Regions from separate parts of the Homo sapiens genome. Here region 1 is linked to region 2. A link is a loop called in an ENCODE intact Hi-C map of the cell type or tissue named here. Cell type or tissue: heart right ventricle. All regions are shown on one strand. Links, peaks and the distances in the headings refer to the core of each region. The heading gives the core; the rest is flanking DNA.

Region 1 (15,546 bases), core at 5,940-10,939, 59 kb before region 2:
CTCACTCTTCTTTGTCTTCCCTAAAGTAGTGAGCAGCCTAGCTTTCTAAATAAGTATTGCTTGTATATGTCAAAAATATTTTTTTGGGTTTCTGCTCAAATGTTGAAGGCAACGAGTGTAGGTTAAACACACAGCTACTGTTGCCCCTACTCAAAGCTCCACTAAAATTACTATAAATGCTTTTTTTCCAAAAAAATGGTAACAGTCACAAAATTTCAAAACGGAAGGTAGATGGAAAAGTGATAAACAACTTAACAGACATAAGAAAACAGAATATAGCCTTGGCATGGTGGCTCATGCCTGTAACCTCAGCACTTTGGGAGGCTGAGGCAGGTGGATCACCTGAGGTCAGCAGTTCAAGACCAGCCTGGCCAATATGGTGAAACCTTGTCTCTACTAAAAAGTAAAAAAAATTAGCCAGGTGTGGCCTGTAATCCCAGCTACTCAGGAGGCGGAGGCAGGAGAATCGCTTGAACCTGGGAGGCGAAGGTTGTAGTGAGCCAAGGTCACGCCATTGCGCTCCAGCCTGGGCAACAAGAACAAAACTCCATTAAAAAAAAAAAAAAGAAAGAAAGAAAACAGAATCTAAAGCTAGCATTAAGGAACACTGAGAACCTTCAGATTTACCCTTTGGAATTCCCATAAATTCTCAGAGTTTGGTACCAAGTACTTCTGGAAGTAGAAGATAAAAGAGAAGATAAAGAAGACTGATTGAAAGTATGATTGAGAAGTGTCAGCATTCCATATCTCTTTCCAATGTCTGCATAGCCAGGCAATCCCCTCCCTCTTCCCAAAAGACTAGTTAAAAGCAAAAGGTCTGTGAACAGGGGGCATCCATCACAATTGGAGATATGGGTACCATACTGAAAAGTATATATACATGGGATGCGGAGACCTCAGTCTTCTTCCCTGCTCAGTTCCCCTATTTAGGTCAGACTTGTTCCTTTAGGTAGGATATTGAAAGATCTTCCCTGGGATGTGACCAGCCTAAGAAGAAAAACATAATGATATTGATATTGAAAACTCTCAAAACAGCTACAGTAAAGTTCACAGTCAAGAATCCCCACTCACACACACAAAGTTTACAATGAGTTTTTTATTCATGAACACTTAAATATGAGCAGATAATCAAGGATTCCTAAGCATCTAAACAGTGCCTCTAACATGAAAGATAAAAGCCAACACCAGAAAGTCGAAATATCTTGGAGGAAATAGAGACCATGAAGAAAAATGTAACAGAAACACACCAAAAAAACAGTATTCACTTAGATCCCTAGACAGATAAAATACTACAACTGTAAACATGAGCAGGATAGTATATAAAAGTAAATGAATAATAACAAAAGGGCAAAAAGAGCCTTGGGATTTTAATAATATGATATCAGAAATGGAAAACTCACTTAAGGATTAAAAGGAAATTTGGAGAAATCTTTTGGAAAGTAGAACAAAAAAATAAAGAGATGGCAAAAAGGAGAGAAAAGAAAATTAGTGCCTCAATTCAGGACATAAACTGTACAAATAACAGGCATTCTACAAAGGAAGAAAAGAGAAAAAACCAAGGAGATATTACCAATAAAATAGTTCAGAGATACAAAAAGATGAAAATAGACCAAAGCCAGGAAATGAAAAGAAAATGCTACAAAATTCCAGAAAGTAAAAACAAAAACAAGAAAAGTCAAGAATCAAAATGGCTTTGGACTTACCATCAATACTGGCAGCAAGAAGATTGCAGGGCAATTACTTCAAAATTCTGAAGGAAAATTATTTCTAACCTAGAATTCCATACCCAGCCAAACTATCAATGAAGGATGATAGAAGACTCTTACTACATTTACCTCCTTTACATCTTTTCTCAGGAAGGTGTTGGAGGATGACTGTCACGAAAACTTGGACAGAACCATGACGCAGGACCAAAGCTGCAGGAAACAGAAGATCCAATCCAGGAGAGGGATATAAGAAGTCCCCAGAATAATAGTGGGAAGGAGATGCTAGAATGACAAATATTTACTAGATAGAAAAGGCAACCAGTCCAACTGGAACAGGTCAGTAGGCTCTGGATGAAACTTATTCCCCAAAATAATGTTGATAAAACATCTGACATGTCTGAATGTCTTGAGAAGAGATTTAAAAGACTGGCAAAAGTACAAATTTTATATTATTCCAGGGAATCCAAACTAGGAAGATTAGAACACTGGAGTGAATTTATTATGTAGGTTCTGCATGTCACCCTCTCGCTGTGACCCCAGAAATGTTCAGAGGACTTGTCCTTCACCAAGGCAGTAGGACAGACATTCATTAGGTGTGTCCTGGCATCCTTAAGGAACTTGGTAGAGGCTTCTTCTGTGTAAGCCAGAATTGAGAGTGTAAATGGCTGCATCAAAGTGGGCTCCCTAAATTCAGTGGGGATGATGGGATACTGGGTTATGTGAGCCAAGAGGTAGCACTTAATCACCAGAGACTGAGTGGGTGACCATGGTTATGATAATTGGCAGTAGAGCCAAGCAGTAATCAGAATGGCCTGACCTACAGAGCTCTTTGGTGTTGGCTAATTCATCATGGTGTCATTATGACTGAAATAGATGAGCAGTCTAATAAATGATTCCTTGATTATAAAAGTGGAAAAGTTCTAGGCCTAATGAATAGAAATCTTACCTGAATTACTGTGATTTTTTTAAAAAGAGAGAGCATCACTTTGAAGGGGCACCAAATTGTTAGCCAACTCACATATCAAGTTCAACATTTGATCACTTGGTAGTATCTCTTCTAAGACAATGGGCCCCAGAAGAAGCATGTGTTTTCCACCAGATGGCTGCGTGGCTAGGCTGAAGTCCTGGTTGCTGGTGGCCTGGCCTGGCCTGGCCTCTGGGCTCACAGGAAAGCTACCGTTCCTCCCCCATGATGGCTATTATAGTTCGATATCTCATGTTCAGGGCCATTTTACTGAATTGCAGTGGCAGCTATTGGTGCTATTCTATGATTTATGTTCTTTTTGCTTTCATGTAACCCTAATTTATTGTATTTATATATACATTGTAGTTACATGCGGAATATACAATTTTCCTCAGACTAGTGAGAAAGATCACTCTTTGTCTATTACATTAGTGATTCCCCAATGTATGATGCCTCCTGTGGGTATCCACACACTTCTGTAGTACCCTCTCCTTGGACAGGGGCAGCCCTGTGATTTGCTTTAATCAATAGGATGCAGAAGATGTGATATTTAGTCAATTTCAGGCCTCAGCCTTACAAAGTCCTAACAGTTTCTGCACATAGGAAATCTAAGTACCCTAAGAGAATTATACTGTGGGGAAGCTCAGTGTAACTACTATATGAAGAGTCCTCACACAGGAGAATCAATAAACCCGGCTGGCAGCAAGAACCAAGAACCAAGGCCCTGGATCGCTAGCCCCGGCTGAGCTTCTAGCCAACTGCACTAGTGCCTAGTCCCCAGTGTGGGTAAGTCATCTTGGAAGTGGATCCTCCAGTCATAGTCAGGCCAACCCACTGATGCTGTGTGGAGCTGAGACAAATTGTTTTCACCAAGCTCAGCCCAAATAGAAGAATTGTGAATAAATAAATAATATCATTATTTTAAGCCATTAAGTTTTGGGGTTGTTTTTCAGTAACAGATAACATATTCCTATTTTTATTTGTCTATCTGTTGCACCTGGTATCTTGATATGGTTTGATTCTGTGTCCCCACCCAAATCTCATCTTGAATTGTAGTTCCCATAATCCCCATATGTCATGGGAGGGACCCAGTGGGAGGGAATTGAATCATGGGGATGGTATCCCTCATGCTGTTCTCATGATAATGAGTGAATTCTCACAAGATCTGATGGTTTTATGGGGGGCTCCCCTTCACTCAGCCCTTTTTCTTCCTGCCACCATGTGAAGAAGGACATGTTTCCTTCACCTTCTGCCATGATTGTAAGTTTCCTGAGGCCTTTCAGGCCTGCGGAACTGTGAGTCAATTAAACCTCTTTCCTTTATAAATTACCCAGTCTCAGGCAGCTCTCTATAGAAGCATGAGAATGGACTAATCCATACCTGGTGTAGCCCTAAATCTCTGCTGAGCTCCACTTTGTCACACAGCTCTGAAAAAATTGCTGCTGTTTTTCCTATTACTCTTTGCATATTATTCTCTTGCCAGTGATCTTTCTCTTTGCATGTCAGTCCAACTAAAGAAATACTGGAAACTGCTTAGACATGCAGGGGACCATATGCCTAAGGATCTACAAATTCACTGGGTAGGATTTTCCAACATTTTTGACCCCAGAGTTACAGTGACCTGTGGCCTTGCTGCCCAGTCCAGCCTGAGGGGTGGGCATGGCTTTCTTGGCTTTGACTGCTGTCTTGATGTTTCTCTGGTATGCTCTGACTCTTGGGTCTCAGTTTGTTTCAGTTTGTTTCCTTTCCAGCTTCTGGGGAAGGCCTGGTTATTCCATCACCATACTGTTGTGTGGGAAAGAATAGTTTCCCAGAAAAATATGTTGTTGGAAAGATGTCCCCTTAGGAATAAACAGACTTCTTCCTCTACGTGCTTTTTAAATAGTCCCTTTCAAAACCTCTCCCCTCTCACAATTGCTAAATAAAAGACAAAAGGGTAGCCTTTACTACACCAAAGTGGCACAGCCACAGAGTTCTTGTTAACATTTTAAAATCAGCCAGGCCTACTCTTGTCCCTTTTGTTACCTCCTTCACAGGGCTGTGGGGCCCTGCCTGCCAATGGGGCCACTTGTCAATGTCCTTATTGCTCTTTCTCTTTTCCCTTGGTGAAGCTCTGACTGGGTGACTTCTGCTCATGAGACCCTCCGCATGCTGAAGGCTGGGATGTACCAAGGGAAAGAAGCTTGGCAACTTGGTGTCATTGGAAGAACACCAATTTTGGAACCAGACAGATCTGGATCAGAAGCCTGGCTTTGGCATTTTTTTTCCTAGCTGCATGACCTTAAGCAAGTTACTTAAACTTTCTTGGGTTTCCTCATCCAAAAACTAGGATATTTAATGCTTACTTTTAGGGTCACCCCAAGGTTTAAAAGTAAATTATGTTAAGAACTCAGAACTAGAATAGATGCTCAAAAAAAAGGTAGCAATAAGGAAGATGAGGATGATGATTGACTCTAGGGAAAGAGATAGAGGTCAGAGAGCTCTTAAATGCTCCTTTCTATCAGGCCCATCTCACCAAGGTAGTCAGACAGAAGAGCACTGTGGGAGAAGAAAGAATCCGGAATGAAGAACCAAGATACGCCCTGGTTTGCATATCACCTACAAGGTTGCTGTGTTGAGTTGAACAGGTTGTGCACTGCATTGCCCAACTGTACAACAATATGTGGGCTCTGACTAGCTAGGAATCTGAAATGTTGTGTTGGTAGCTGTATAGAATTAGGAACACTGGTGTACTAGAGACAGCTCCTACAGACTCACAAGAGCCAATTGTTAAATTTTCAGGGATTTTGCAAACCAGCTGCCAACATAGCCATTATTAAAAATTAAATTATGTTATATGAATTTATCATCAAATGCTCAAAACTCATCACTTACTAATTATTTTACTACATTTTTGTGTTGTCTGTATTCTTGAAGTTATTTACATCTACTATTTGTACCATGGAAGTACATACTACATAATAATGTGCTACTGCACATCTCTTCCCAAAGTCATGTTCATTGATACTACAATGGTAACTTAAAATTGGCCATGGTATGAGTATTTACACCACAGAAATTGGTATGCTCTACAAATTGGGTCTTTCGGAAAAACTTTTACCAGCACACCACTGAGTATAGGCAAGGTTGAGACATGCAAACAGTAATGAAAACATTTCACTCTTCTCTTGCCCACTGCATGTTGATTATATTTAAGCCCATCACTAGCACTAGTAGGGAAAAGAAACTGAGGGAGTGAAAGGCAGTGAGATTTTGCCTCACCCCATTAGCCTGTGGTGTGAATTGCTCTGCCCTCTCTCTCCTTTTCTGTTTTTTGAGCCCAATGTACCCCATACTGAGAAGCCCACAACCATCAGCTGTGTGTACTCATTGTAAGCAAAGGAACACTTGGACAATGTGACCTAAAGCCTTGAGTCAAGAACACTGTGTTTGTACCGTAAAGCATACATGAAGGTTGCAGCTCCCCGTGTGGCTGGTGTCTGAGAATGCTTATATTTCAGCCTAGCACTTGCTTCTTTTGTTTAATTGTCCCTCTCACTCCGGTACAACATCCAAAGGGGACAGCCAGTCCACTTCAGGACAGTAAATTTAGCTCTTTAGGGGACAGGCAAAATCCAACTTGCCTACACCTTAATAAATGACAGTGACCCAATATTGCACAGTAACACCAAATGCCACTGCTAGTGTAATGCCAGACGATGGCATCAGCCATGACAGCGATGGCTCAAGTAGGCCATGATGGGGAATTCCAAGTTGCTAGCACCATTCAGGACCTCAAGGATTGCCGAGTGTTTGAGGAACACACAGAGAAGCATTGACACTAGATGCTATTTCATCCCTAGAGCAACAGTCAAGTCTTATCTTTTAAAGTGGCTAAACAGATTGGGATGACCTTTCACATATGTTTTTCTAGCTGGTAATCCTCCAAATCCCCAAACAGTATAATCTTTCCTCCTCTTCATTTATTTATTGTAAGCCACTGTTTTGCTCTGAGGTTGCTTTCTTCAGATTAGGAAAGTGGTTGAGAGCTGTGGGCTCCAGGGTGAGAGAGTTGGAGTCCAAATCCATGCTCTCTCACTTACTATCTGTACACTTTGTACCAGAGTTTCCTCATCTGTGTACTGGGAATAATATAACAACCTACTACATGAGGTGACTATGAAGATTAAATGAGTTCTACATATGCACTTGTCAGACCCTGTGTGACACAGGGAGGGCTCAAAAACTGTTAAAATTATTCTTTAGCTATTTTCATATGAAGCTATTCTACCCATGCCTTCTGTACAATTTCCTTTCTTCCCTCCTACCTTCTTCATTCTTTTACCTCCTTCTCTAGGAATCTCTCTGATTGAGTGTTATGATTTAACTCCCAAAAAGAAAAAAAAAATCAATTTTTTTCCCTAATGCCTTAACATAAATATTAAGGCCATTATCCATATGTACCCTTGTGGCTTGAATTTGCAGGCGATTTTTGAACATAACACAAGGTGGCAGATGTAGTGATATAGATCTTTCTAAAGATTCTTGTTTCGCAGGCACTTGACCTGACACGCCACTATTTAAGCCAGTTTGGCCAATAAACTCTTTCCTTGTCACAAAGAGTTGTTCACGTGTGAGAACTACTGAAAAATGATCATCTGAGGGTGACACTTTGGCTATGCCACAGAGCCTTGTGATGGGGACAGCCCTAGAGAGATGCAGGGGTCAGCACCTACCCCGTCCTTAATCTCCCACTGCCCTGCGACCCTTCCTCTGCTTGGATCCTTGCCATTCCTTCTCCCACTTGGAACCATGGGTTGGTCGCATTTCCTATACAGCAGCCACCTGTCTATTTTTCAAATGTTTAAAAATTGACAAAGATTATATTTATTTATGGTGTACAACATGGTGTTATGAAATATGCAGCCATTGTGGAATGGCTAATGGAAGTCTATCAACACACATACTTATCATTTATTTGTGGTGAGAACATTTCAAATCTATTCTTTTAGCAGTTTTCAAGTATCCATTATTATTAACTGCAGTCATCATGTTGTACAATAGACCTCTTGAACTTACTCCTCTTGTCTAACTGAAATTTTGTATCCTTTGACCAGCATCTCCCCAGTCCCCCAGCCCCTGCCTGGTAACCGCCATTCTACTCTGTTTCTGTGAGTTCGACTTTTTAAGATCCTATATGTAAGTGAGATCATGCGATCTTTGTCCTTCTGTGCCTGGCTTATTTCACTTAATGTAGTGTTCTTCAGTTTCATCCATGCTGTTGCAAATAACAAGATTTCCTTCTTTTTTAAAAGGCTAAATAGTATCCCATTGTGTGTGTACATTTTCTTTGTTCGTCCATTGATGGACAAACCTGCCTGTTTTTTGCATTTTTTTCGTTTCTTCTGTTTTTGGCAATAATGACAGCAAGAATGGAAATAAAGACATCTATAAAACATTGAAAAGCCCTTACACTTCCCTCCCTACCAAGATATTTAACAAATCACAAACTTGAAGTGAAGTTGGCAATCCTAGAGTTGCTGACAATGAGAAGGGGATGCAAAAAAGGCAAAGAAACAGAAGGAAGGAATGGTTACAGGAGGTCCTTGGACAAACGACAAACTGAGCAATGAGGCTCTATTCCCTTAACCAAGAAAAAGGGAGCAGCAGAGGAAAAAAGAGAGAAGTATGGGACTTATATATATATTGTTTATTTCACAAGGCAATTTAATCCAGTGGTTTGGAAGGGGAGGGGATTCTGGGGTATGAGTCCATTCTTGCTAGCCCTGTAACCATCGTCATTTAATTCTCAAAGCCTGTTTTCTCATTTATAATGCGGTATAATAATAGTTACTTTATTCCCAGGGGTGTTGTGATGATTAAATGCAATAATCTCTGTATGGTGTGGTTACAAGTGCTGGCTTTGGAGCCAATCTGTCTTGGTTCAAATCGTGGTTCCATCACATGCTCACCAGCTGTGTGGTTTTGCAAAAGTTACTCTATCTCTCTGTATCTCAGATTTTTTTTTTTTTTTTGAGACAGAGTCTCGCTCTGTCGCCCAGGCTGGAGTGCAGTGGTGCAATCTCGGCTCACTGCAAGCTCCACCTCCTAGGTTCATGCCATTTTCCTGCCTCAGCCTCCGGAGTAGCTGGGTCTACAGGCGCCTGCCACCTCGCCTGGCTAATTTTTTGTATTTTTAGAGAGACGGGGTTTCACCATGTTAGCCAGGATGGTCTTGATCTGCTGACCTCGTGATCCGCCCGCCTCGGCCTCCCAAAGTCCTGGGATTACAGGCGTGAGCCACCGCGCCTGGCCACCTCAGATTCTTATATGTAAAACAGGGATGATAATAACACCTACAGGATAAATATATGGGATCAGTTAAAATATATCTGGCATCTAAAATGTGTTAGATGTTATTCTTCTGCCTTTGGTTGTAGGTACTTGTCCTGATTTTGTAAAGTGCCCAAAGCTTGGCACCTGACACAGTCAAAACTCAATTATTACTATCAATTATGAAGATGCTTATTTTTCTGTCATAAAAGTAATGCACGATCTTTAGAGAAAAGTTAAAGTATGCGGGCTGGGTGCAGTGGCTCACACCTGTAATCCCAGCACTTTGGGAGGTGGAGGTGGGTGGATCACCTGAGGTCAGCAGTTCAAGACCAGCCTGCCCAACATGGTAAAAACCCCTCTGTAGTAAAAATACAAAAATTAGCTGGGCGTGGTGGTGTGCACCTGTAATCCCAGCTACTCGTGAGTCTGAGGCAGGAGAATTGCTTGAACCCCGGAGGTGGAGGTTGCAGTGAACTGAGATGGTGCCACTGTATGCCAGCCTGGGTGATGGATGGAGCAAGACTCTGTCTCAAAAAAAATAAAATAAAATAAGTAAATAAAATATACAGAAAAGTAGACATAATAATTAATGGTTTTGAGCCAAACACAATTAATCTTTTCTGATTTTTTTATCTCATGATTTTGCTCTGCATAATTTTTTTAGCTCAGACAGATACAAAGGGAGGCTCTACATAATTTTATATTGTACATGCATTCATTTCATAGACTGCCTTGTTTACATGCATCATAACAAAAACGTTTCCATGTGTTATCTTAAATTCTTGGCAAGCATCATTTCAGTAATAGGCCATCAAGTACAAATATGTTATCATAATTTGCTTTAACATCTTACCTGAATTCATGCTGTTTTAAATTTTAAGTATTACAAATATATTGAGATGAACATGCTCGTGCATAAAATATTTTTTCCATATCTGAGATTATCTCATTAGGATACATTGTGAGAAGTATTAATACTAGGGCATATTAGTATATTTTAAAGAGTCATCATACATCGCCTAATTACTTTCTAAAAGAGTTTTACCAAGTAAAATAACTAATCAAAACATATAAAAACACTCCCTTTATAGAACTGGATTCTACCATTTAAAAAAACTTGTCTCGATTTATTAGCAATGGCCCTCAGGGTTGCAATAAGTTGTACTTCTTTAATTACTCATGTAATATTTGAATTACTCATGTAAAATATTTGAATGTTTTTCTGTGTTTTTAAATTTTACCTTTTCTAATAACTTGTCTATGTAAGCGTTTTGTCCATTTTTCTCTATGCACCATAAAATGTTTTTGTCGTATTTTGTATTCGTTCTTTATATGTTAAACGATATTAATCTTTGTCTGTCTGTAGATATTTGTCCCCAGGCTGCATTTTAACTTTGGTTGTTGTTTCGACAGAAAGAAACGTTTTAAAAAAATGTGTTGTATAATGTTTGTTTTGTGTATGATTTATTCTATTAAGAAAAACTTAAAAGTAATTATGCTGGGGTGAATGGGTGTGAATGAGGAGAATCTTCTTGTTTTATGGCTTTACCAATATATACTTTTCTAATTCTTTAATCCATTTGGAGTTAAAGTTATGTTGGTGTGTAGTATGAATTAAGCTAGAAATTGATTTTCTCTTCTAATTTGCTAACCAACTGTCCTAATGTTATCTGTTGAATAATTCATCCATTCCCCATTTATCCAAGATGTCTTTTTTATCATAAATTAAGTTTTTATACATTCCAAGGCTATCTGTTCTGTTCTATTGATCTTCCTGTCCATTCCTATGCCAATACCATGGTGTTTTAATTACAGTTAAAGGGTATTTAAGTCCACTATTTCAAGAGAGGGTCCGGCAGAGCCAGAACCATTATGTGAATGTGAGGATGTGGGCAGTAGACGTATGCAAATGCCTGATAGTTTTGTTCTCCTTGCCTGTCTTTGGACCCTGAACAGATCACAGAGTGATTGCTATGTTGAAAAGAGATCCTCAGGGATGTACATGTGACCCTAGAAGGGCTCCCAGGCATTGGGTCCCCTGGACAGGGCCTAGGTGAGCACTGCCATATTTTTCCTCTCTGACTTAGATTTTTCTGTATTCCATATGAAGCCTTACCGCCCACCCAAAAGACATGGTGTTTCTTCACACCTTGGCAGAATGCTATTGTTAATCCATAGTGGTGACTTGTTGAACTCAGGTGGGACCATATGACTGTCTCTGGTCAATGAAAGGTGAGTGGTAGTCACTTGTGTCACTACTGGGAAGGAGCTTGAACAGTAAGCACATGCTTCACCATGCTCCAGATAGAGGCTATTCCATTAGCATGGGCCCCACAGTGGGGACAGTATGGAGCGGAGCTGCAGCTGAGCTTCGATGACTTTCTAGAATGCATGACAAAAAAATCCTTGTCATAAGCCACAATATTTGGGGGTCATTTGCTATAATAGCCAACCTAGGCTATCCTGACTAATAGCAGGAGGCTAGTCAAAATACTTAACAGTTGGTATAACATGAGCATTGACTAAAATCAACATAGATACCAGCTAGGACACCAAGAAGGTGCATCCAGGATGATTTAGCTTTGCACTTTTTTCAAGTCTTATTATCCTATCTCTTTAAGGTGACTTTGCATATCTCAAATCTCATTTACTAGGTATTGATTTTCTAACTTAGATTTTATAGTCCCTAGTGATTCCAGCCTCTATGGTTCCCCTCTTCTCTACTCCCTGTGACATGATTTGCTTGTGCCAGAAAATAGACAATTCATCACGCTTTATTGTGTCAGTCATGCATATGTTTTCTCCTTATTGATATCATAAGTCCTGATAGGCACCATCCATGTTATGAAACTTCTGTCCCTTCACAAGCTATACCACCATTCATCGCACAATATATAAGTGCATTTTGTGTTTAAAAAGTTTATGTGTGACATGCTGCTGTTATACTTTCTCAATTCATCATAAGATCTTATTGCTCCCAACTGAACAGACCTTATATAGATGTTCTGAAATTAGAAGCTTGAGAGGAAATTGGTGTCCTCCCCAACAAGAGAGAGCACTAAAGAGCCAGTGAGTGAGAGGCTGGTTTCTGACCTGGATTCCTAGCTGTCACCTATGAGGTGTGTGACTGGGGGAAGTTATTTAATCTCTCTCTCGGCTTCAGTTTCCTCATCTGTACAATGGGCTTCTTGTGAAGTTTAAATGAGAATATATGTTTAAAATGCCTAAGCACAGGCCGGGCATGGTGGCTCATGTCTGTAATTTTAGCACTTTGGGAAGCCGAGGCAGGTGGACCACCTGAGGTCAGGAGTTCGAGACCAGCCTGTCCAACATGGTGAAACTCTGTCTCTACTAAAAATACAAAAAATTAGCTGGGTGTGGTGGCAGGCACTGGCAATCCCAGCTACTCAGGAGGTTGAGGCAGGATAATTGCTTGAACCCGGCATGCGGAGGTTGCAATGAGCTCAGATCGCGCCACTGCACCCCAGCCTGGGCAACAGAGCAAGACTCTGTCCCAAAAAAAAAAAAAAAATCCTAAGCACAGAATCTGGTCCTTAAAGCAGTTATTGATATTTTTATTTAATTTTATTACTAGTATAGCCCATGGGGTGCCTCCTGTTCTTTGGTTGGTTGGTTGCTTGGTTTGCTTGGACCCCTATTTCAGGGCTCAGAGCAACCCCAGGCTCTCTCTAGGATTCTGATTGAACATTTTACCTCTTTGGAGTGTGATTCTTCACCAGCTCCAGTCCCCATGACTGTGTCATTTCCATCCTAACCAGATGCAAACATGAAGCTCCATGTGTTACTCCCCAAGGGCCCCAGGCTCTGGAGTGGTCCTGGCTCATGGTCTGTCTGGATTACCTTGGAATAGCTACTTAACTTCTCTGTTTCTCAGATTCCTCACTCCTAAAATAGGACAATAATAGTGCCTGCCTAGTAGAGTTGTTGTGAGGATTGATGAGTTAACATATCCAAAGCTCCAAGAACTGCTACTGACATTAGTGAATACATTTTAGCTATGATGATTCTTCATTCCCCCATTTTTGTGATTTTGGCAATTTTTGTTAAAGATTCTGCATCTCTTCCATACTATGGGCTCAATTCCATGACACTCCACTGCCTTCCAAAGCCCATGTGCTCACAGCATGCCCCTCAGTGCACCCTGAACACCCCTGGGACACGAGTTCCAACTCAGCTGTTTCCACTACTTCTCTTCTGGAGAATAACCTTGCCAGGCCAGTCTGCTCCTCAACCTCAAATCTGAGGAAATAAAATTTCTCAGTTTTCCTGTCACTTTTTTGAGTTCTTACCAAGAAAAAATGATAGCAAGAGACTTGCTGCTTTGGGCCAAGGACAGAATGAGCAGGATGAGTGGTTGATGTGACTTCTGCCAGCAATTACTGCCCCATGTGGTAGTCTGCTTGCTTCCGGCAATGTTCCGGTGTCCATTCTATCACGTGATCCTGGAAGTAATTGGAAACATCTGTTGTGAAGTCAGAGAGACCCACGGTCAAATCCTGACTTCTTGCACACGGATGCAGCAAGATCACTTTCTATGATCTTGAACATGTCAAAAAAATATCTGTTTTCTGTTTCCTCATTTGAAAAATGGATTTACTGATACCTACCTTGCAGAGCTCTTGAAAGAATTAAAAAGAGTAACTTATATAATGTTGCATGCAGCTGAGAAGGCAGAGATCCGCAATTCAGCTGGGTATCATCTTGTTAAGCCATGAGATGTTGAGACCGAAACTGCCCAGGAGGGAGTAGGGCAGGGAAAGGGTGAAGATGGGATGGAGGGTTGGAAGCAGGTTACATCCTCTCACCATGCCTTGTGCCTGGCCTTGGAGTCTATGTCTGCCAGGAAGGGGAATCTTTTTTTCTGTTTTCCAAATTGTGCCCTGTAGGTCTGGGGGCAGCGGACTGTCTTTGTAAAATGCCAAAGAATGCCAAGCTTAGAGATGGTGGCCAATAAATTATAGCTGTTATCATCCCTAGCAAGTTCATATCCCAGAACCATGAGTCTAAGTTTCCAGCTTTTTGGGAAAAGGGATGTGGTTGGTTTGTTTTCCATTTAAAAATGATTATTGATCTCTATTCTTTGAAAGACAGGAAATGTCAACCCTTTTGTACTACATACAAAGTTGTGTGGCTTATTAAATTATTAAACCCCATCTTCTTCTAACCCAATGGCTTTACAGGTAGGACCCACAGGTGAAGACTTGGCAAAATGTTTCAAGCTTCGATCAGGAGAATTGCAGAGGCCAGATTCTGGCCCAGTATGAGGGTAAGGGGGAAGTTGCTTCCTAAGGCAGGTGTAGATTAGACAGCTCCTCACCAGATGTGCTGCCTTATGTGCTGGAGGCCAGTGTTGGCAGGAGGAAACCGGAGAGAAACCTGATCCTGAGAATGAGAGAAAGAAGGAAAGGTGTTCTCACCCATGAGTTAATGCAGTTGTTCAATGGCTGTGAGCGGGCACTTGGGGAAGATACCAGGTTTCTGTTATTGATTTTCAGGACTTGGGACAGTTCTGCTCCCCTCGCCTGGGTAAATGGGCCCTGCCTCATGGAAGAGAGTCTCCTGCTGGGATTGTGGTGATGAAAGAAAGAGGACCCTCATTTTTTTCAGTTGTTTTATTTTGGATTAATTTTAGACTTATTAATTTTAGACTTAAAGGAGAGTTATGGTGATAGTATAGTATACTATAGTATACTATCTAACTATAGTATACTGTACTAACTATAGATAGAATAATATATTATACTATCTGACTATAGTATACTAACTGTAGATAGTATACTATACTAACTATATAGTGTAGTTATATACTATATATATAACTAGATAGCTAGATAGTATAGTATATGCTATATATACTATAGTATACTAGTATAGTATCTAACTAGTTAGCTATATAGTATACTATACTCTCTATACTATCTAGTATACTATACTATAGTAACTCTCCTATAAGTCTAAAATTATTCAAACACCAGAGGCTGGGTACAGTGGCTCATGCCTGTAATCCCTTCCACCTCCCAGGTTCAAGCGATTCACCTGCCTCAGCCTCCCGAGTAGCTGGGATTACAGGCACCCACCATGCCTGGCTAATTTTTGTGTTTTTAGTAAAGACGGCATTTCACCATATTGGCCAGGCTGGCTCGAACTCCTGACCTCAGGTGATCTACCCGCATCGGCCTCCCAAAGTGTCAGGATTACAGGCATGAGCCACCATGCTTGCCCTCTGGTGTTTTAATGTGATTCTCTCTTTCCTCAGGAAAGACCCTCAGCGTGGTCACAATAACTCGAAAAAGCCACTCATCTAGCAGTGAGCCAGAGGAATTCTAGAAAGGGCTGCTTTCTGAGAGAATAAACCATGGTTCCTGAGGTTATCTGAGAGAACTTTCTAGAAGGCTGGTTGGAGATGTTATAGTCCATAGTCCTCACTAGGCGTTCCTATGTGGTCATGCTCCAGGCTCATGAGATGGTGAGAATTCATATTAGGGGTAAATATCACCTTGGCTTTTCCCCAGTTGTTCCTCCACACCTTCTTTGGAAAGG
Region 2 (15,546 bases), core at 6,704-11,703:
GGTCTGTCTTCCTCTTGGAACATGAATGCAACGTCTACCTTGCTCCTTTGTGTGGAATATAGGACATAGCACTGTGAACACACCACATGTCAAATAGGTGCTGGTAAGCATTTGGACACAGGCAGTCATGGGATTGATCTAGAGCAGGGGTGTCCAATTTTTTGGCTTCCCTGGGCCACATTGGAAGAGGAAGAATTGTCTTGGGCCACACGTAAAACACACTAACGATAGCTGATGAACTTAAAAAAAAAAAATCACCTCATAGTGTGTGAAGAAAGTTTACAAATTTATTTTGGGCCACATTCAAAGCTGTCCTAGGCCGCATGTGGCCCTCAAACAGTGAGTTGGACAAGCTTGATCTAGAGGATGCCAGCAACTAGCTGGATCCCTGAGCAAGCTGCTTAGTCCTGCTAAGCCTTACTTTCCTCTGCTGTAAAATACGGATGGTAATAGTGGCTACCTCAGAAGAGTTGCAGAGATGAACAGGTCTGTACAGCACTTAGAAGAATGGCTCATGGAGGATTTTTGATTTTTTTTTTTTTAACTTGAGCCACATGCAAATATATTTTCACACTAGCGGTTACTTATTTTTGAGTAAATAATGTAAAAAGCATTACCCACAAGTAATTCAATGAATCCTTTACCACCAATATCAGAGGCCACAACAGTAACCAACATCTGACCTCACCCACTACAGAAATAAAAACCATACAAAAGCCAACGAGGATCTGCACATATGCATCCCCCGACCCCCGCAATGCCCCACTTCAATCCCAACTGAAAGTTTATTTATTGCTATCGTTTTCTCATCATAAAAGTAATCTCAAGATGTGGTAAAGCTTCAAATAATACCTAAATGGATATGACTAACTTGAAAGTTCCTACTGTGATTTTATTTCATGTGGAATGCAAATTCATGTCTTAGAGCTCGTCATCATAACTAAGTGAACTGCCACCGTTCTTCAGAGCATTTTACTGGAATATATAGCAAAACTTGGACATATGACTGCAATATTTAAGAGTGATGTAGTCTGGTGTTGGCTTGCTAGCCCCCAAAAGTTAGAATTGAAAATATTTAAAGAATTATTCTTAAACAGTTAATTTTGGGAGGAAATGGGAAAAAACAACCCTCCCTAATCTCCCTTTCTTTTCAAAAAAAAGTGTTAGAAGTTTTGCTATTTAAGTATGAGCTTTCATTACCATCAGCAATAGAATTAGATATAAGCAAGAATGAGCTTGCTTGGATGTCAGCTGGGATTTCATATGACAGGCGACAAGTGCTGCTTCACAAAGAATTCTTTTCCTTACCTTTAGTTTTGAAACTGAAAATCTCAGAGCCACCTACTAGACTAGCACCTGGTCCTAGAAATTCCAGAAGCTGTCAAGTCCCTTTGCTCAGGCCCTAATGGAAGGGCTACTCTAAAGGATTTAAAGAAGTCCGACCTGTAGTTCGGCAAATTGATCCCGTAAAGCTTCAATTCCTCCTACCCTAAACATTCCTGATATAATTCCTGCTTAGACTGATGGCAATTGACATACATTGAATTATGAAACAGCTTTGGGAGCCATTTGTAAACTGTAAATGAAGTGTGCTCTCCTATTGCCCCACCTGGGACAAATTGCCAGGTGAGTTTATCATAACACCATTGTATCCATGTGTTTGTCATTTGGTTAGGTTAAACCAATTTGTAAATAAAGAAAGAAGGCTGAAAGCTGAAGGTCAAATACTACATCTTTTTTTTTTCCATCTTTGACTACTGAGTGGTTTTGGACCTTTCTCTGCAATTCATTTAGTGTAGAGCAAATCCTGCATAAAACCAGTATGTAAAATTGACTGATTCGGAGGCTCTTCTGAGCATGAGGTTTCCTCTCACCCCTGTTGTGTTTGCCCTGGGTAATGTATGGGATCACATCTCTTCTCTTAGAGCAGGGTGTTTAACTGGCAGTCCATAGATCCCCAAGGGTTTCCTGGATAGAATTCAGGAAATATAATTCAAGGGGTCCCTGGACTTGGATTGGAAAAAAAATTATATCCCTAGTTTTACCAATGGAAATTTAGCATTTTCTTCAAAAATGAATGTAGACAACAAATCACAATGGTATTAACAATTCTTGTGACCCTGTCAACATTAGAATCACAAGTATTTTCTTATCTGGTTACAATGGTTGCACATATCTCAAAATACCAGTTATGTTTATCACTACTTTGAAATTAGCATAGTTACTGAATCCATTGCTAGGTTTTTTATTTAATGTATTAATAAAGTATATTATTTCATGATTTTTATTATTTTGATGATCCTTTTCAATATAATTGATTTCCTTTGTGAACCTATATATTTGATGCCTTTAAAAACATCATTCCGAGAAGGCGTTCATAGGCTTCATTGGACTGTCAAAGTGGCACAAGCCAAGTTAAACCATGCTGTTGTCTTAGATCAGGGGTTGCTAAACTTTTTCTCACAGGATCAGATAGTAAATATTCTGTGCTTTGCCAGCTGTATGAACTCTGTCTCAACTGCTCAACTCTGCCACTGTGGTAGGAAAGCAGCCATAAACAGTACCTAAATGGGTGAGGTTAAACAGTACCTAAATGGGTGTCGTTGTGTTCCAGTAAAACTTTATTTACTAAGACTGGCAGCTGGCTGAAATTTGCCAACCCTGATTTAAGGCATCATGCTATTTCTAAGTTGAATTCTGAAGATATTTTAATTCAGCTCAATCACCCTTTATTGGATACCTCCTATGAGCATATGTTCATACAAACATGTATGTATGGAGTATCTCATGTGAAAAACATGCAAGAGATTTAGGGATGAATAAATAAGCTGTAGACTCCACCCTTGGACAGTCTACTGGGGAATGCAGATGGACAGAGTTCAGAGGAGTAGTGAGTGTTGTAGGCAGGCATGGCGATCAGGAACCTGGAGAAACATAAGCTTGATCTGACCTAGTTTTGAAGGAAAGAAGGCTTCTTATGGGAGCAAAGAAGGACACATCAGAGATTACCAGGCAAAAGGGGAGGGAGGAAGCAACATGAAAAGCTTAGACTGAGGAAGCCACTTAAGCAGTGGCTTGGAGGCAAGAAGAAAATGTTCCTGGAATTGCTTAGAAAGCCTGGAGCTCTGTGGGGTGAGAGATGGGTCGGTGAGGGTCACACCAAAAAAAGGCCTTATAAAGGTGCCCATCTATATCCTGAAGGGAATAGGGAGCTATGGAAAGTTGTAAGCAGGAAAGAGACTGGTAGCATTCCCGTCTTTGAAAGATCGTGCAGACATCTCAAGGAACACGTAGATGAAGAAGACAAAGTCACCATGCTTAATGAGCTCCCAGCCCAGGAGGAAAGACAGAAGTCTAAAATTATACTGGAAGGTGATCTAATCAGTGTGATAGTAGAATCAGATTCAAGGCATGGGATTGTCTGGAGGAAAGTATTTTTAATTCTGTTTATGAGATGATGTTTAGAAGGAATAATGTGAGAGAAAATACTTAGGGAGGGAGCCATCAAGTAACCCAGCGTCCTCCAGAAAGCATCCCATTGTGGGTTGGTAGGTTTGATGTGGAAAGAAGGAGGCCACAGGTGTCTGTCTGTGCTGTAATTAGGCTTCTGGTCCCCTCCCTCTAAGGCCAGTAGAGTGGCCTCTATGGTCAAGGCTATTCTGGATGTTCTGTTGTATCCCCTAGAGGACAGTTGGCTGCTCCAACAAATTCCACTCTCAAAAGTATTTTCCTAGCAGGATTTAACCAGTTTTAGCCATTTCCTAGTTAACGTCCATGACATGCTTTAGCTTCACTCTTCATCTCAGCTCTGTCTTTCTGGAACAGGAGTTCTCAAACTGAGAGGTGAAATAGAATAGAAAAGAGAATACCACAGGCTCTCACGCATAGTAAAAAGGAGAATCGGTTTGTGAAACTTGTTTCAGGTGTATGTATGTGTGTGTGGTGTTTACTGGGTCACAATGTCCAGTGTATATCTTACCGTGGATCATTCAAAAACACAGCTCTGATATGTGATGAATCCAGAGCATATTTGAGGTTGAACAGGCTTCATTTGCCATGTGTTGGTGTTGAATTCAAGTTCAAGAAACAGATTCCTCTCAGGGGCTAATGACACCTGCTTTATTTTTGAAATTGTAGAATTGGAAATGCCATCTAAGGTATTCTAGGGGGAAAAGTTCAGTGCAGTGTGTTTCAAATTATGGGCCACAGCACTTCAGTGAGTGGCAAGATCAATTTAATGGTCTTTTACCAGCATTTTGTTTTTTAAAAGGAGAAGTAGAAAAGAAAGGAAAAGGAGAGAAAGAAAGGAGAAACATGAATAAGGTAGTAAAGCTAAGTATTTTTTCTTGAAACTTTTTTCAGCTTTGTATTCATATATAATATACATATTTATGTGCATAGGTATATTTACTATGGAAAAATGTTTACTTACTGTGAGTCAAGGTCAGAGATACTGAATTAAGTAGCTCCCACCCTGATCAGGAAGTCACTTGTTACATTATGGTCCCTGATTGAGGACCACCCAGTTTTGCTTTAATATAGTCAACGAGGCCCAGTTCATCCCTTCCAAGGCAGTCAGCTTCATTGTCTGTCATTCCTAATTGACATCAAAAGGTTTTCCTGCCATTGGCTTCTCTGTAAGAAACCACTGGGCCTCTTAGTCCAACATGGAAAACACAGAAGCTTTCCACACCATCTTTATTTGTCTGTCTCTTATGTAAAGACACCACCCTATCCTCACTAAGTTTCCTCCACCTAAGCCAGCAGTACCCACTCTTTGGATCCTGCATCAAGCGGAGATGGGTCTAGAGCAACTTCTGCCCAGTGATCAACATAGAGAACCATGTCTTCCTAGGATATGGATTCTGGGACTTAGACTTTCCTCAGGATTCTAGTTCACAGTGACCTATTCAAATACAGTTCTTGAAATGTGCTATTTTGCGCTGGCTTCCTACTGGTCCTTAGAGGTGCTGTTTCTGCACTGATGCTCAGATGTATTTTATCCCCAGCTTATTAGGTTATAAACTCCCTGAAAATGGAACTGTGCTTACACTTCCGTGGAGCCTCCTGGAATATAACTTTTGTGATGGATGCCTGGTTGATAATCATTCATCATTTGCCAATGGACTAGCCCATGGCAGCCACCTATGGGGTTTGATAGTATCAAGAAAAGTGATTGTTCACTAAGATTGAGATTGGCAATGGGCAAGGTAGTCAAAACACCACAAGAAAGAATTAAAACAGAAAGGTATACCACCCAGTGGTTCTGTGACTTTGGGTAAATTATTTTCCTTCAGTGACCATGTAGGTAGAATGAGAGACTGGATCAGATCAGTGACTCTCAAAGCTTTTGGGATCATTATTTTATCTTTGAGAATCTAATAAAAGTGAAGGACCCTTTACTTAGAAAAATGAAATGTGTTCATGTATAAAATCCTGCATACAATTTCTGAGAGTCCTCAGACACTTGGACCAAATGATCTCTAAGATTTCACCCAGCCCTGATAGCCAGGCTGGATTCTAACAATGCCAATGGTAAGTGGCAAAATGAACCAGTTAGTGAGCCCTGATTAAGTGAATTGATGAATTGGGTTTTGATTACCCACTGCTGGCCGCATTCTCTATTCCCCACCTGAATTCACCTGCCCAGCAACCTTCCAAAGCTGAGCCACTGATCTCCTGAGGTATAGGGTGCCTGGCCCAACCCTATCTCACTACTTGGCAAAATGCTTGCAGTGTATGCCCTGCTGGTGGCTGCCCATGTTTTTGTTGTTGTTGTTGTTTTTGAGACAGGGTCTCATTTTGTCACTAGGCTGGAGTACATTGGTGCAATCATAGCTCGCAGCAGCCTCAACCTCCCAAGCTCAAGCAATCCTCCCACCCCAGACTTTTTTTTTTTTTTTTAAGTTTTTTGCAGAGACAAGGTCTTACTATGTTGCCCAGGCTGGTCTTGAACTACTGGGCTCAAGCAATCCACCCACCTCAGCCTCCTTAGTAGCTGAGATTATAGGCATGCACAACCATGCTGGCTAATTTTTTTTTTATTAAACATAGTGAGACGAGGTCTCACTATGTTGCCCAGGCTGGTCTTGAACCCCTGGGCTCAAGCTATCCTCCCACCTCGGCCTTCCAAAGTGCTGGGATTACAGGCTTGAGCCACCCCACCAGATGGCCAGATGTTCTTCTGTTCCTGTGGGGTGGCAGCCCATTCTCAGTCAACTTCTCACCCTCTGGCCTTTTCATTGTTGAATACATTGCCAAGATAGCGTTGCTATGGTGATCTGACCAACAACTTTGTAGTTAGGATAAAGTGATTTTCTTCAGTCAAAAAAAAGATACAGGTGTTTTGGAGGATGATTTAAGACAATACTTTTGCCTGGTCATCTCTTTCTCAGCCTCACCTTTGTACTTTTGTACCTGAAGAGACTCTAAAAACACTCAAATAAAAAACTCATGACAAAATCAGAGGCAAAATGTTAAAGGTTTTGAACAGGCATTCAATCTGCATGAGCTTGTCTCTCTCACTCTATAGAATAAAAATAAATGCTAATGATTTAATCTCTTGTTTGCTGGAAATAAGAGTTTTTCTTTTCTGCATTAAATGGACAACATGTACAAAATCATCTTTTTGTTTTGCTGTAGTTTTTACATAAAGATTGTTGCAGGTCTTTGCAGGTAGTCCTCGGTAAATAACAGCAGACTGTGAGAATAGATATGGGTTATTTCCTCTATAAATATCACAAGGGAAGCTTAGCAAACGATAGCAGAGAGTTTTATCTAAAGATCACATCTTTTCTGACTTTACTTTTAGGTATCCCCTGTGGTTTTCCTCTGCGAAGTGATTTTGTTCTAATTTGAGTTTGTAAATGTGTTTCCTTCCACTCACCGAGGTTTTCTCTTCGATGATAAAGTTAGTTTACATGAGAATTCCATCTTTGGGAAAAGAATATCAGGAAAGAGAAACCAGCCCTGCTTCCTCCATGGGCATACCCTGTGAACTGTGCTTTTCCAAACACGTTAACACACTACCCCCAGCTTGGTGAGCTTGAGGAAGCATCATTTATTGGGCATAAGGACTCCATCTGGCTTTCAATCATTCCTGCTAATGAAAAACTGGGCGAGCTCACATTAAGGAAATCCGCTGTTCACCCCGGCATCTTCTTTTAGCAAAATGACTCTCTATTTCCTTGCCTGGTAAGTTGCTCCTCAAAGACAAACAGAACTTTTTTGTTTCCTGCCTTCCTCTAAATATCTGTGAGCAGAGGTGTTTAACAACAGAACACCTGAGAGGTGGCCAGGGAGCAAGCAAAGGGATGGGGAATCGTCTGCCGCCCACCGTCACTCCCCCTTTTCATCCAGTATTAAGGGTCTTGTAAATCTAACCTCATCCTACCAATCCAAGTGGGCCTCACCATTTATCAGCTATGTGACCTTGGGCAAGTTACTTACCTGTTCAGTGCCTTAGTTCCCTTCTCTGTCAAAGAAAAAAAAAAGGTGGAGTGTTTAATATTAGTACCTACTGCATAGGGCATTTTTGAGAAGTAAATGAGTTAAGGTATTAGAATGGTGCTTGGTAGATGGAAAGCCCTTGACGTTATTAGCCATTAACACAAAGCCTCTCCTCCCCTTAGGCCATTCACACTGTCTGCAGGCCATGCACAATTATTTCCAACTTTTATCTTGTAGTTCTTATTACCTGGAATGTTCTTTTTTTCTCCCCTCCAGCTAGGATGTCCACATAGAGCAGTGCTATCCAGTAGAAATACAACGCCAGCCTATTTGAAAGTTTACGTTTTCTAAGAGTGGCATTTAAAGGGCAAGAAGAAAGAAATGAAATTAATTTCAATAATATATTTTAACCCACTGTATCCAAAATATACTCGTTTGAACATATAACCCATATAAAAACTATTGAGATATTTCACATTCTTTTTTATTTTTCTTTAAAATCCAGTGTACATTTTACACAATAGCACATCTCAATTCAGACACATTTGAAGTGATGACTGACTACCACATAGGGTAGTGGTACCATATTGGATCATGCAGGTATAGAGTAAGCAGGCAGCTATAAGTTACTAGTTCTGTGAAGAAGTCCCTTGAATAATGTCTGGTACCTGCTGAGTGTTTACAATTTGATGCCAGGTACTAGGCTGGAGATATATATCTTATTTAATCTTTATGGCAGTCCTCTTAGGTAGATCCTTTTATTATTCTCATTTTACAGATGGGAAAACTGAGTCTTAAAGGAATTAAGTAGCAGCTAGTAAGTAGGAGAGTCAGGATTTGAACTCCAGAGCTCATCCTCCCGCCTTCTGTGTATTACCTCCCAGATGGGAGCTCTAAGCAAAGGTCTGCCTTCTCTGAAGGGCCCTCCAAAGGACATGTAAAAATTCAGCACATTGGCGTAGCTGTATAATTAAGACTAAGAATGTCCGTGAACAGATTCTTCTTGGGTTTTCCCATGACAATTCATGCAATTAGTCACCCTATAAAACTTATATTTATTTTGTGAACAGATTGTGAATAGACGGAATCTGTGTTCTTCTGACCTCTGGGGATGGGGACTGCCAAAGGGAGGATTGTTTGTGAACATCTGGAAGGCAGAGTCCTTGAAAGCGAATTCCTATGTGAAGATCTTTTCATCATAGTGAGGGCCTTGCAAGGAAAAACGGATTGTCTTTAAGTAGTGTTTACAACTGACCCTAAAAATAATCTACTTGTTTTTATCGGCAGGGACTTGCAAATGATGACTTGTGATTTCAAATCAGGATTACTTTCAGATAGGAAATGTTAACTTACTTTTACAAGTATTGCTTCCAGAGTTCAAATGCTATTAGTTTACATAGCCAGCTAGCTTCCCTTCCCTCTGGTATTTCTGAACTACTGCTTCTTCTGTTTTTCTAATCAATAAAGGCCAGATTTCGACAAGAAGTGGACCTCAATCCATGAGCGGATCCAGATGGACTCCATGGTTATCAAGGGCCTCGATCCAGATACCAACTACCAGTTTGCCGTGAGGGCAATGAATTCCCATGGCCCCAGCCCCCGCAGCTGGCCCAGTGACATCATCCGGACCCTCTGTGAGTACCAGGGTCCTTCTGAGGGACCAAGGGAGCTGCATATCTGGGCTTGCCTCATGAAGACTCACTTGACCTGGATGCCGTGCAGAAGGACAGCCTGGAAAAGGGCTAACCCCAGGCTTTCCTCCTGTGGTTTTCCCAGCCCTTTGGAAGTTAGAGGCTGTCAACAGGGACACGGGCTGTTTCTATGTCCTGGAGGTCAGCAGAGGATTTATTTTTGCATCATCCTTGGGAAGTTTGAGGTCAGTTTTCTTTCACAGTCACACAACAGACCACATAGCAAAATGATATGCAGCCTTCCCCCTCCTTTTCATATTTTGAGAAAATGAGTTAATCTTAGAACCATAGGAGAAAAAACTAAGGCCCCTGGAGGCTTCAGCGTTCGTGTTCGCCTGAAAATAAAGGATATTCAAACAACATCAACTCCTCTGAATGATGGTCGAGGAGTATCAAAGAAGTTGAGCGCTGACATGGAGCTGGGGCTGTAGCCAATGGTGTATGTTCTCATAGTGCCTAGGAACACTTGGGCCAGTGTTCATCAAATCACCTGGGGGTTTTGTTAAAGTCAGATTCTGTTTTTGGTGTGGGTTTTAACAAAATCCCCCACAATGCCAAGAACCATTCTTGGATTGGCAAAAGCTTAGAACACTTTGTCAAGTCCAGCCCATTTTAGACGTTTTTTGTATTTGGGGAGTGGAGGGTATATTTCTGTAAACTCAGAACCCTGTGTAGCAGGGAGAGTTGAGAATGAAAATGTTGGCACTTTTTTGTTTGAAGATTCTGATCTTTTCAGTATTGCCAATACATTCCTCCGGTAGAGCCCGGCTGCTCCTTTGGGTCCTCTTTACCCAGAAAATGTGCTGTCAGAAAGGAAGCAGCACTGGTAACTGGCTTAACCAGCCAACATGAAGCCCTGTTTTTATTGGTTAGCAGAGCTGAATAATCTCCTCTCCTCACAAAGCACCCACACAGCTGACATCCAAGGCCACTGCTGTGTTCAGGGGTAGAGATTCAGGAGGTTCCCCAAATCTGAGGAATTTTGGCTCCTTTGAAAACAACCTCTACCCTAACCTTGAATGTCGGGTCGCCTTTTGTCAAATTAAATTGTTGGGTTATATAGGGAGGCTATACTCCAAAACACACACATGCGCACACACACATACACACACACACACGCACACACATATGCACATGCTCGTGCACCCTATAAGTACTATTGATCACCCAGGAAAAAAAAATGTTTTCACTCTTCTTCTTTAGAATTTAGAAGCTTAAACTTCCCAGACACATTCCAAAGGCTGACGGCATTCTTCCTAGAAGAAATGTTGATGATTCGATTTAAAGGAAGGCCTTGTTTGATTACTCTTTGGCTGAACTTTATGGAATAGCAGGAGCTAGGGGCCGACAGTACTTTGAAACACTGAGTTCGTCTTTTTGCACTACAAAGTGAGCAGCCACTTGGTGCTGTGTCCCCATCCACCCTCCCCATGGAACTCCTGCTCCCATTTCGTGAGCTGCTCCAGGCTCACCTCTTTCAGTCTGTCCCTTAGCTTTCCCTTCTCCGTAGAGTCAAGAATGTAGAATAAAGATGAGATATAACAAGCACATGCTGATTTAGATGTGCGCATAGAGACTGGAGTCAGGGAAGGATGGGTGGGTTGGGGCACCTCTCATACTGCTCCTTTTTTTTTTTTTCTTGACTCAGAGACTCACTCTGTCACCCAGGTTGGAGTGCAATGGCGCGATCTCGGCTCACTGCAACCTCCGCCTCCCAGGTTCAAGCAATTCTCCTGCCTCGGCCTTCCGAGTAGCTGGTATTGCAGGTGCCCACCACCATGCCTGGCTAATTTTTGTATTTTTAGTAGAGACGGGGTTTCACCACGTTGGCCAGGCTGGTCTCTTTGGCCAGGATGGTCTCGAACTCCTGACCTTGTGATCCACCCTCCTTGGCCTCCCAAAGTGCTGGGATTACAGGCATGAGCCATGACGCCCGGCCTCATACTGCTTCTTTTTTAACGGAAACACTGATCTGGTCTTAGAGTTTCTGATTATAATTTCCCCATTGCTGGATCCTGCTTTTCTGGATTGAGTGGATAAGTTATATGAAAGTGTTTTACAGATCTGTGAGATTTTATTATAATTGGCCTGTTATGTGAAGTAAAATTTTAAAATTTCAAAGTAATTGTGGGTAGGGAAGGTGGACAAAACCATGCTAAGTCAATGAAAATTCTCAGTTATGAAACATTCTTAAATAGACATAATTTTACACTTCTAGGTATACACAGTTACTCAGATCAGAATAACAAAATTTATTAGATGACCTGTTTCATGAATACAAAAGCATGTGCTATAATTAGTATTTCAATCGTGGTTTTTCTCCTTGATCACTTCTGACATTTTGGAAAACCCTTTATTCTAGGATACATTTATATTTTTTATTTTGGTATTGGTTTAGACTATTATTTTGCTTCCAAAACATGATTTTCCCATACATAAAATTACCTAATTATCAAATAGCACTATCTGAATTAAATTAAAACTGTTAAATTTTAATTTAACAAATTAACAAATTACTTCAAATTAATAAATTTCAAATAATACAAAATACTTCAAATTAATACATTTGAAGTATCAGAGCTACCATTGGGAAGATGTACTATGAGCCAGGCAATGTGCTGGGCACTTTACCTACAAAACCCATTTAATCCTCACAGAAACACTGTGCTGGAGGAATAGTGTCCCCTTTTTACAGATTAAAAAAAATGAGTTTTTAAAAGGTAATGTATTTTTGGCAAGGTTGATCATTGTAAAGACAGGATTTGAACGTGGGTTTGGCTGACTGTGAAGCTGCTTCCCTGAGTGAGATGTATGTGGCTTCTAGTGTACCCATCACCCAAATAGTGACCATTGTACCTAAGAAGTAATTTTTCAGCCCCCACCTCCCTCCCAACCTCCCCGCTGCCTTTTGGAGTCCCCATTGTCTCTCATTTCCATCTTTATGTCCCCATGTACCAATTGGTTAGTTCCCACTTGTAAGTGAGAGCATGCAGTATTTGATTTTCTGTTTGTGAGTTATTTCACTTAGGATAATGACCTCCAGTTTCATTCATGTTGCTTAAAAGACGTGGGTTTGTTCTTTGTTATGGCTGCATAATATTCTGTAGTGTATATATACCACATTTTCTTTATTCAGTCAACTTTTGATAGATACTTAGGTTGATTCTGTGACTTTGCTATTGTGAATAGTGCTTCATAAACATGCGAGTGCAGGAGTCTTTTTCATATAATGATTTCTTTTCTTTTGGGTAGATGCCCAGTAGTGGGATTGCTGGCTCAGTGGTAGTTATATTTTTAGTTCTTTGAGAAGTCTCCATAGTGTTTTCCACAGAGGTTGTACTAATTTGCATTCCCATGAACAGCGTATAAGCCTACCCTTTTCTCCACAGTCATGCCGACATCTGGTAGCAAAGTTGGCATCAAATCAAGTAAACATTCATGTAGATGGTGGGAAGTGGGAGGACTGAGGATGGGATAAGCCCAGCGTGTAGAAATACCATACTGGCCTCACAAATTTATTCAGAGTAGGGTTTTTTTGACTAGTCATTCTGATTGGTGTAAGACATCTCATTGTGGTTTTAATTTGCATTTCTCTGATGATTAGTGATGCTGACTATTTTTTCTTGAGTTTTTGGCCACTTGTATATCATTTTTTGAGAAATGTCTGTTCATGCTGTAACCACCCAACAGTTCACCTTACCCGCTGCCTAGACAGAGCCTATTTATCAAGACAGGGGAATTGCAATGGAGAAAGAATCGTTCACACAAAGCCAGCTATGCAGGAGATCAGATTTTATTACTGCTCAATCAGTCTCCCTGAGCATTCGGGGATCAGAATTTTTAAAGATAATTTGTTGGGCAGGGGCTTGGGAAATGTGGAGTGCTGATTGGTCAGGTTGGAGATGGACTCCTAGGGGGTCGAAGTGAGGTTTTCTTGCTGTCTTCTGTTCCTGGATGGGATCACAGAACTGGTTGAGCCAGATTACCGGTCTGGGTGGTGTCAGCCTATCCATCCAGTAAAAGGTCTGCAAAATATCTCAAGCACTGATTTTAGGTATTACAATAGTGATGTTATCCCCAGGAGCAATTTGGGGAGGCTCAGACTCTTAGAGCCAGAGGCTGCATGATTCCTAAACCGTAATTTCTAATCCTGTAGCTAGTTTGTTAGTCCTACAAAGGCTGACTGGTCCCCAGTCAAGAAGGGGATCTTTATGGGAAAAGGCTGTTAGTTTTGTTTCAGAGTCAAACCATAAACTGAATTCCTTCCCAAGGTTAGTTCGGCCTACGCCCAGGAATGAATAAAGACAGCTTAAAGGTTAAAAGCAAGATGGAGTCAGTTAAGTCTGATCTCTTTCACTGTCATAATTTCCTCTGTCATAATTTTTGCAAAGGTGGTTTCATTGTCCTTTGCCCACTTTTTAATGGGGTTGTTTCTTGCTTGAGTTGACTTCCTTGTAGATTCTGGATATTAGTTCTTTTTCAGAGGCGTGATTTGAAAATATTTCTCCCATTTGGTAGATTGTCTGTTTACTCTGTTGTTGTTTTTTTTTTTTTTTTTTGGCTGTGCAGAAACTTTTTAGTTTAAGTCCCATTTGTCTATTTTTGTTCTTGTTGCATTTGCTTTTGGTTTTAAAACTCGTAAGGCATATTGCACATACAGAAATGTGGGTAAAACATATATGTGCACTGAAAGTCAACCCGTATATTTCGGTATAGCCCTAGTATTTTACAGCTGGCAGCCCCTTAGATTAGTTAGACCCAAACCAAGACACAGAAATGTTTTGAACACTACTCTCCACTTGTGAGGTCAGAATTTCCACATGTCGGGCTTACCCCATTCTCGTCCCTCTCACTCCTCTCTGTCTCCATGAATATTGGCTTGATTTAATGCCCACTTTGCTCCTTGAACAGCCACCTTCACAACACAATGTTCAAGGAGATCCTTGAGGCTAAGTGCCCAGTGGGAACCTTGAGATCCCACCAAGGACACAGGCCACTCCCTGGGGTCCTCTGTGGCCTGTTTATCTTAGGGCTAAACTCTTTTGTAAGAAAAGATAACACTTCAGCCCTACTAACTGGGGAAGCTTTCACTTCCCACTGGGCCTATTAATGCCAGACACTATTAGCAACTTAATTGCTTAATGGGGCAATTGGAAGATCTTAGTTGCTCTTGTGCTGGTAGTTAATGAAAGCCAGGCCCAGTGTTTTCATTAACTGGCACTTAGCTGAAGTGAGAAAGGAGGATGGTGTTGGTGGTTCCACTGCAATGTTGAGAAGTTCGTGCAGTGTCCACATCTAATTCCAGCTCCACAACATTATAAGTAGAACAGGAAGAAAAAAAAATGACTTTAGTGTCTAGGTCCTCTAATGAGAGCTAGGATCATTTTGGTGACCTTGAATAATAATGGTGCATCTACATGTACTTCTGTCTTCTCCTGGGAGGCGTTCCACACAAATCAGCACCTGTTTTGTTTCCAAGAGGAAATTCAAAGAAGACCCAAATCATGATCTCTCATTCTTTATCCCCATCCTGCTGTATTTTTTTTTTCCCTGCAAGAAAGAAACACCAGCAGCATTATAGTTTCCTTTTGACCTGGTAAATCAGGCAGTTGGAGTGCAGAACTGGGGGCTTTGTAAAAAATGTATTCACTGCCTCCACTGGCCACCAACTACTGAGCTTGAAGCTTAATGAGTACATTCTTTCATCAAGTAGAATGAAAGCCAGTAAAAAGGACATGAATGGTAAATAATAGAAATGGCAGAAGTAAAAAAGTCACTTGCCTTTCTTCTTTTTTCCAAAAACGGGAATTTAATTAAAAATAAGTTACATGTGTAATCAACTCTAGGGTTATATAACTTCCCCTAGGAATAGAACTTGGTCTTAACCACCAAAACCACTTAATTTCTAGGATACTATCCTCATGATATGAGCAGAGAAAGAACAAATACATTCTTCACTGAAGTGAATTGGTGTCCTTAGATCAGTTCCTAGTAGATGGTACTGTTTCTGTTCCTAGCAAAAGCCGTTTTGCTCTTTTCTGCTTCAGAACTTTAGCACCTGCTGTTTCCTGGGCTTTGAACTCTCTTCCCTCAGATCTTTCTATGATCATGCCACCAGCCTCCTCCCTTTCTCCTTTCAGATCCTAGCTCAAATGTCACTTTCTCAGATAGGCTTCTGGTTTTCTTGAGACAGGGTCTTGGAGTGCAGTGCCATGATCTCAGTTCACTGCAACCTCCACCTCCCGGGCTCAAGTGATCCTCCCACCTCAGCCTCCTGAGTAGCTGGGACTATAGGCACATACCATCACGCCTGACTAATTTTTGTATTTTTTGTAGAGACAAGGTTTCACCATGTTGCCCAGGCTGGTCTCGAATTCTTGGGCTCAAGTGATCTGCCTGCCTTGGC

Evidence for each region. A loop is a pair of places that touch in the nucleus more often than their neighbours do. Peaks named below come from ENCODE experiments on the same cell type or tissue, not always from the same donor. Only the 100,000 strongest peaks of a DNase experiment are listed, where the experiment ranks them.
Region 1: it touches region 2 in a loop (4-fold over the local background); 2 of 110 quality-filtered maps call a loop at or near these places.

The regions. Positions count from the first base shown.
Region 1 is chr5:38,303,576-38,319,121 of GRCh38, forward strand. All of the region lies in intron 1 of EGFLAM (EGF like, fibronectin type III and laminin G domains), which reads left to right. Among named protein-coding and RNA genes, the nearest start is that of EGFLAM-AS4, 20 kb to the left of the region's middle. In heart right ventricle, for the core only: no CTCF peak of the experiment used is centred there; no DNase peak of the experiment used is centred there; H3K27ac peaks cover 2,317 bases.
Region 2 is chr5:38,361,380-38,376,925 of GRCh38, forward strand. It overlaps EGFLAM (EGF like, fibronectin type III and laminin G domains), which reads left to right. Exons shown (of 22, transcript NM_152403.4): 6 at 8,917-9,083. Among named protein-coding and RNA genes, the nearest start is that of EGFLAM-AS2, 34 kb to the right of the region's middle. In heart right ventricle, for the core only: no CTCF peak of the experiment used is centred there; a DNase peak (open chromatin) is centred at 9,144; H3K27ac peaks cover 3,703 bases.